Linked DNA regions of Homo sapiens: region 1 is linked to region 2. Evidence: read pairs that join two places in POLR2A ChIA-PET (ENCODE). Cell type or tissue: K562. All regions are shown on one strand. Region 1 overlaps LOC101929297 (a long non-coding RNA gene). Region 2 has its middle 35 kb from the start of LNCDAT.

Region 1 (4,000 bases), 51 kb before region 2:
GGTATATAGAAGATCTTGTACGCAGATACTATCATTTGTAACAGTTAAGAGTTAAAATTGCCCACAAGAATGAAATTTTCATTGTCTTCCAGTGGTTCTTGACTTTCACTTACCTCTCAGTGAACTGTGAGCCCTGCAGAAATATTGAAGTGTAAAGTCATGGGTCCTGGGGAGAAGAGAGAAGTGGAGAAGAATGGAACTTCTTTTAAGGTTGAGGGTCTGGTACTACACATTCCGGGAAGTCAATGCAAGCAGTTCTCACTCTGGAAAATGCGAAAACCTCCCAAGGTTTCAACATGTTGGTTTAGAACTAAACCAACCAAAAATGTTGGTTTAGAACTAAAAATATTGGCTCAAAACCAAAAAAGTTTGTTTAGAATTAAAAATAATGGCCACTATATTGAATGCATGTGTTTTTCAGATTCCAGTTTAATTAAAATCAGTGAGACAGAGTGGTTTTATCATTGAACCTTAATCAAATTATTCTGACTCAATGTTCAGCGCACAACACTTGAAATATATCAATGAAGACACATTTGAATTAATTTTCACTGGGAAAGACAAACTGATAGAAACATAAAGGCACAAAAAACTAAACACACACACACACACACACCCCAGAAGAAAGTCACCTTAATGGGAAAACATCCATGCTTCACTACAATTCCCTTTAGCGTTAAAGTGATCTGTAGTCCTCTCTTCTTAAATTTTATCCTTGTACCTATGACGATATATTTATGATTAAATATAGTCTCTTTCTACAAAGGGAACTTATCACATATAAGTAAATCATAAAGAAACAATTCTCAGGTCTCGGATAATGCTTAGCAAATACTCGTTTGCACAAACAGCTAGTGCAGACGTTCTAAGTTTTACTTTTAAAGCACTTTGCCACTTGCTTCCTAAAATGTTTAAGATAAACACGCATAAAAGGCCCAGTCCTGTTGGAAGTTCCTTTACATGGTTCCCTAAGTTCCGGAGCGCATCTCTGTGTGTGGTCTGCTGGGAAACCCCGGGAGGAAGGAACCTGTGGGGTTCCCAAGGCCCTCGGGACCCGGAACAGGACTGGCCCTCTCTGGGTAGGCGGGGCTGGCTTGGGGGCGACGCTGCCAGGAGCGCGCGGGGCCGCGTAGGCGCCCGGGGAGACGCACTTGCCCCAGGCGGCAGCCGTGGGAGCCCGAATCCACACCCCGGAGGATGAACTGTCGTTTGCAGAGTTAAAACGAGCTGTCAGGTGTCTTCAGAAGTTTAGACGGGAAAAGGCAAAGAGTTAATCCTTGCTGGACAAACCACTGCTGCTTCCAGAAAAAACCACCTGAGAACGGTTTAAAATGGGAGGGGGCGCTTTCCTAGGAAGCGGATTCAGAAAAACAAATACAACTCAATAGATTACAGTAAAATAAAATTGGAGGGCGCCAAAGGAACATTTGGTTATTCAAAAAGCTTGTTTTTTAATGAGAAACGACTTCAAAGGCGCCTTGGAAAGTGGGTGGGACGCGCACATCTCAGCCGTCACAAGGCAGGTGGGGCCCCCCGGGCGGAGACCCCGGAGGGCCTTTGCCTGGGAGCTACCCCCGTCCCCAGCCAGGAAAGAGCAGAGGGCGAGACCACGGGTCCCAGCGTCTGCTCCCCTCACCGGAGCTTTCTCCCTGGGGTGGCGGCCGCCGGGCTCCAGGCGACACAGCCAGTCGCAGGGAAAGGCGCCGCTGCTCCGTGTCCGCGCGGGCGTGGCGGCCCCGCTGCGCGCTCATTAGCGCCCGCTCCGCCCAGTGGCTTCCCGCGGCTGCGTGTTTACTTGTCATTTTCTGGCGGCTTTGTTTCCCACCCAGCTCCTGAGCCCGGGCTGGCCGCACTTTCTCGTTCTGGTTTTCTTTTTCTTTCCTCTTCTTTTTTTTTCGAGACAGGTTCTCAGTCTGTCGCCCGGGGCTGGAGCGCAGTGGCGCAATCCTAGCTCACTGCAGCCTCGACCTTCCGAACTCAAGCGATCCTCCTGCTTCAGCCTCCCCAGTAGCTGGGACTACAGATGTGAGCCACTGCGCCAGCCTAATTAAAATTTTTTTTTTTTTTTTTTTTTTTTTTTTTTTGTAGAGACGGGGTTTCGCCGTCATGCTCAGGCTGGTCTCGAACTCCTGGCCTCAAGCGACTCTCCCGCCTCGGCCTCCCAAAGCGCTGGGGTTCCAGGCCTGAGCCACGGCGTCCGGCTCTCTCCTTGCTGTTAGGCCGTTCCAGGTCTGGCCCAGCCTCCCAGTGCGGAGCCCCCAGCCAGTGTGCCGTGCTTGCGTCCTCCTGGTGGGACGGGTGGTCGTGGCCCAGACACCCCCGGACAGTCGCTGTAGCCGCCCCCATGGTCTAGGGGTCACCCTGTCACCAGGACGACCCCAGAACTGGGAGCCCGGGCCCCCTAGCCTTTGCTCCGGGAGGCCCCTTGCCCAAGGGGCGGCGGGAACAATACCTGCCCCTTCAGCCTCTCAGGACTTTGGAAATCCTACCACCCGAACACCGTGTCCCCGAGCTCGCTGCACCTCCCGGGGGTCCGATCGGATTGACGCTGAAGCTCAGGAAAACCTCCGTTTCATTTTATTTTGTTTGGGGAAGAGCCCTGCGAACGGCCCTGGGGTGCTGAAGGCTCTTCCTACAGAGGGAGGTGGCATGGACCCACCTCGGAGGCGCGGCCTCCCTGGGTCACAGCGATGAGGCCCTGCTGTAGAAATTAGACTGAGGCCGGGCGCGGTGGCTCCAGCCTGTAATCTCAGCACTTTGGGAGGCCGAGGAGGGCGGAACACGAGATCAGGAGATCGAGACCATCCTGGCTAACACGGTGAAACCACGTCTCTACTAAAAAAAAATACAAAACATTAGCCTGGCGTGGTGGCGGGCGCCTGTAGTCCCAGCTACTCGGGAGGCTGAGGCAGGAGAATAGCGTGAACCCGGGAGGCGGAGCTTGCAGTGAGCCGAGATCGCACCACTGCACTCCAGCCTGGGCCACAGAGCGAGACTCCGTCTCAAAAAAAAAAAAAAAAAAAAAAGAAAGAAAGAAAAGAAATTAGACTGAAAAAAAGTCTGATTTCTGCTGATGACGCTACATTTTCATCATCTAAAAAATGTCCCTCTATCTTTATAGAATCCTGTGCATCCCTGATTCTATTCTTCCCCAAAGGAAAATGGCCAGCGTGACCCTCACCTTATAAACCCTCGGGTAAATTAGAGGGCGCCTCTAGGCTCACTGTTCTGAGAAAGCTCTCCAGCTATCAGGCAGCCTTGTCAGTCACGTGCGCTCCATTGCCTAGGAGATGAAATTATATTGAAAAGCATTCATGTCTGTTTTCCACGAAACTGGCAAATACATGGTTTATTATCATAAGCAGCATATTCCCATATGACAATTGGTGTGTATAGTGTAAGAATGTTCTAGAGTCTCCATGCCAAAGGAAGGTAAAATTAGAAATTGAATTTTAAGGGAAAGGTATGTTTGTCTACTTCCTCTCAATGTCCTCAAACCTTTTCTTCCCCCTCTATAAAGCCCCCATTCTCTCTTCTATCATCCTCCCTCCCACCAAGAATTCCCCTTATATTAACTCCCAGGTATGACTACTTAGCTTAAAAAGAAGAAGAAAAACGGTCTGTCTGACTTAATTGTTCCCTTTAATTTTTAAAATATATATGAACCCTTAGAAACTTTCAAAGTTGTGGTTTACTTTTTTGGTGTCAATTACTGTTGAAAATAACTGTTTCCTGACTAGCTAGCTGCAAGTTACCCAGCTGTTACACTCCGCTGGTTTGAAAGATTTTAAATTTTAAATCACACACACACACACACACACACACACACCCATTCTCTTTGAAAATAAGAGTATAGGGTTGCAAAATGAATTGACCAAATGTGCAATCTCGAAAAATATGATTGACTATGAAGATTTATGGAAGCTGATTCAAAAGGAAGCTTGTGGAACAGAAATCAGAGAAAAGCTCCAGAATACAAAATTTAGAAGTCTGTATATTT
Region 2 (4,000 bases):
TACTTGAGGCCAGGCTGGGCCACATATCGAGATTCCGTCTCCACAAAAACTAAAAAATTAGCCAGATGTCATGGTGCATACCTGTAGTCCCAGCTACTTGGGAGACTGAGGTGGAAGGATGACTTGAGCCCAGGAGCTTGAGGCTGCAGTGAGCTATGACACTGCCAGTTCACTGCAGTATGGGCAACACAGTGACACCCTGTCTCAAAAAAAACACCAACATTAATTTAAAAAAATTCAAATAGTCATGAAAATCGTTCTTGATTTCAGTTTTAGAGTGCTGCTTATTATTTTGAAAGACTTAATCTTAGTTAAATTGTATGTTCTGTTTCCAAATTTCTCCTTACTTGTAACTTAAAATTGATGTCTCCTTTATATATTGAAATGTCGTTTCTGAGATATTTCAGTCGTGAGATTTTTTTCGGTTTGGTGCTATTCTGGTGTCTAATAATAATCACTTAGGAAAAAACACAAAGATAATTTCCCAGGCTTAAGTGTTTTTTTTCTTTAGTAGATTCAATGTACCTTTAATTTCACTAAACACATATTGAGAGATTCACTTCCCATTTTTACACAGAGCCCGTCATAATGTCCTAATTAATAAGTGTGCTCCATATACTTGGGACTAAAAGAACAGAAAATTTTCCTGTTTGGATAAAAGTCCTGATGCTCATGTTTGACAGCGATACATGCTATTTTGGGGAATTTAACAGGATGAAGCGATGCCTAGCGACCCGAGGCTGCATTTTTTTCTGCCTTGTTTGACGCACACACACCCTGTCTTGTTCCCATACCAGCCCTGCCCCGCAGCAGCCGCATGTCCGCTGTGCATTTTGTGTTTGTCGTGTACCTGTGCAAAGCCCATGTTGTTCTGTCTGCATGTTCTTGTCTCCTCTGTTCCTTTTTTCCATTCAGTGCCTCCAGGTCTCTATGTCTGTCTCGAATCCGATGCTTCTCAGCACTGCACCATCATCTGTGGTGAGGCTTCCACTCCATTTTCCTTATCTGTTGTCCCTGGATGGTTTAGATTTGTGAAAGGGGCATTAAAGACAGGTCAGAGTAACCAACTGTGGTAACATCAGATGGAAGAGTGGCCCAGGCCAGGGAGACCCTGTGCAAAACCTCAGGTGGGAGTAAGCCTGCCGCTTACAGAGAACAGAAGTCAGGCTGGCCTCACTTGCACCGAGGGCATGGCTATAGGAGGATGCATAGAGGTAGAAGGGGCCAAATTAGACAGCCGACCTCCCTGAAAAGGGACTCCTGAGAAATTGAAAGGCAGAAATGGTCAATTCTCTTTAACCAGCTAAAGCGTTTGAAATTCCCACTATGTGCCAAGTTTTCTGCAGACTGTGTCTTCACCCTTACAATGGATTCAGTGTTGTGGTCCTTACTGTACTGATGAGGCTCAGGAGGCTCTGAGCTGAGTCACTCATCACAGTCACAGGAAAAGAGCCGGCCTGGGATTTCCACCCAGAACAACTCCACTCGCCCATACAGGCGCCCCTGCATCTCCACAGTGCAACAGACCGCAAGACCCTGCTGTCCTGAGTGACGGTGAGTTGAGCCAGCCATGAAGGACCTCTGGGTTTTCTCTCAGAGATGACTGAAGGAAAAGAGTATGGGCAAATCTGAAAGGAGATTAAGAACTGAAATCCCCAGGCCAGGCATGGTGACTCGCCTGTAATCCCAGGCACTTTGGAAGGCTGAGGTGGGTGGATCACTTGAGGTCAGGAGTTCAAGACCAGCCTGGCCAACATGATGAAACCCCATCTTTACTAAAAATACAAAAAAATTAGCCAGGCATGCTGGCACACACCTGTAATCCCAGCTACGCGTGAGGCTGAGGCAGGAGAATCGCTTGAACCTGGGAGGCAAAGGTTGCAGTGAGCAGAGATTGTGCCATTGCACTCCAGCCTGGGCGACAGAGCAAGACTCTGTATCAAAAAAAAAAAAAAAAAAAGAACTGAAACCCCCAAAACTTGTGAAACCAGCCCCAAGAATAACAGAAACAAATGAGGAGAGAACTATTAATATTGCAGTATATCTGATACATTTGTATAAACTTAACCAGAAAATAAAGGAGCTAATGCAGTAGCTGGCGTCTGTTACGATGAAATGCTGTCATGATACAGATGAGCAGCCTCTGGAGCCATCTGAGCAGAAGCCCGCTAGGGAAGCAATGGGGCCACGCCTCACAGCTGGGACTGGGAGCCACGCCTCACAGCTGGGACTGGGAGCTCCCACTGACATTTGGTTTCCGAGCCACTCCGGCTGCACTCGCAATCTTAGCCTTGAAGTCCAGTAGGTACCTTGCACCTTCTCTCTGGATGGGCCCCAACAGTGCAAAACAATAGGGTACATTTTCTGCTTTTAAAATTGTAGTGAAAAATTGGAGGAACACACTTGGCTGATAGAATGAATAAAGTGTGGTAATGAAGAATATTTGTAAGAAGATCTGTCTCATTTCCCTCTTAGGGCCTTCTTTCTTGACTCATAGAGGAAAAAAAGTGTCAACAGTGAGAAACTGCAGAAAAACTACCCAAAGGACAGGGAGGGTGAGCTGCCTGGGGCTCCTGAATCATTTCTGCAGGGTCTCTGTGCCTCCTTCCTTCCTTCCTCCACCCACAGGGTCTTTAGACACCCTGATTGATGGAGTCGCTGTGAGCCTGAGAGAAGGCCCAAGGTGTTGGAATTTCAGAGTGAAACTCAGAAGAATCGATAGTGGAGAAGAAAATAAAGGAAGCAGATCCAGCTTTCTTCATCGTGAAAATAGTAGTGGATCCTGGCCGAGGCACTGGGTGAATGTTAGTAAAGGCCGGGAGTGACCTTTACTAACCTGAAAAACAAGTCACAAAGCCAGCTGTGCCTGGCTTCATCTTCCAAGAGCATGTCAGGGATCAGTGTGTCACCTTATTGATACTGGAGCGTCTTAGGGTCCGTGCAAATTCCTGAAACTCATGGAATTTAATGGACAGATCTTCCTCCAGGGACTTACTGTCCTGGATTATGAAAACTACAACTGGACTTTGCTTACTTTATTCATCAGGCTCTAGGTGACCCATGGAGGCTGCAGAATTCTGCCGCCGTTAAATGTGTACTCATAAACACAGGGATATACCAACTTAAACAGCACACAGCTCTTCAGTGGACAAGGAGGGAGTTTGACAAGATGCTCTTGGTAGGGACTCATTTTGACCATAAAATTCTATAAACATAAGTATTTAGAAATCTAGGGACCAGGTTACAACCACCACTCTAACTGGATTAACTGGAAACACACACACACACGCACACAGAGGCATTTCATTGATGAAACAAATCCTGTCATATAACTAATACAGTCTAGCTTTAAATCCTATTCATCAAGCAAAGAATCCAATGGCAAACTGAGTGCATGTTTTGGGGCTGTCTGTAAGATATCCCAGTCTCTGTTTATTTCCAGTTGCTCTTCCCAACCCATACTCGACTATAGCGTGTCCCTCAAATGGGCTACACCATAGCAATCACCTGCGTACTTGATAAAAACACACAGCGCCCAGGGCTTTCCCCTAAGATTTTGATTTAGGGGGTCTGGTTGGGATGCAGAACCTGTATTTTTATCACACTTCTCATGTCATTCCTTTGATTCTGATGATTAGATAAGTCTGGGAAATCCTGACTTAAGTAAACTGCCCACGACTATTGCTGGCCCAGTTACATCTCGTTTAAGTGAAATTACATCTGGCTTAAATGAAATGATGGTTCCTGATCATAGCACTGATCCTTTGGAGCACCGAATGAGAACGCATTTGGATTGATCTATAATGGTTTCCTCATCACAGACCTTGGGGTGGTCTCAGAACTTTCTGCTACACAATCATTCTCTTAGCCCTTTCATTTTTTTTCCTTTTTTATTGAGACAGGGTCTCACTCTGTCACCGAGGCCAGAGTGCAATAGCGTGATCTTGGCTCACTGCAACCTTTGCCTCCCAGGCTCAAGTGATCCTCCCACCTCAGCCTC

The links. ChIA-PET counts read pairs that join two places held together with the same protein. Peaks named below come from ENCODE experiments on the same cell type or tissue, not always from the same donor. Only the 100,000 strongest peaks of a DNase experiment are listed, where the experiment ranks them.
Region 1: POLR2A ChIA-PET joins it to region 2 with 6 read pairs; 3 of 35 experiments call an interaction of 5 or more read pairs at or near these places.

What each region holds. Positions count from the first base shown.
Region 1 is chr6:166,251,138-166,255,137 of GRCh38, reverse strand. It overlaps LOC101929297 (a long non-coding RNA gene), which reads right to left. Exons shown (of 5, transcript NR_125862.1): 3 at 633-721; 4 at 114-166. LOC107986668 (a long non-coding RNA gene) reads left to right here. Exons shown (of 2, transcript XR_001744463.3): 2 at 93-452. Among named protein-coding and RNA genes, the nearest start is that of PRR18, 55 kb to the left of the region's middle. RefSeq lists enhancers at 609-1,266, 1,267-1,925 and a silencer at 1,623-1,917. In K562, no CTCF peak of the experiment used is centred here; a DNase peak (open chromatin) is centred at 1,717; H3K4me3 peaks cover 799 bases; H3K27me3 peaks cover 2,742 bases.
Region 2 is chr6:166,200,614-166,204,613 of GRCh38, reverse strand. No RefSeq gene overlaps it. Among named protein-coding and RNA genes, the nearest start is that of LNCDAT, 35 kb to the right of the region's middle. In K562, no CTCF peak of the experiment used is centred here; no DNase peak of the experiment used is centred here; H3K27me3 peaks cover 3,317 bases.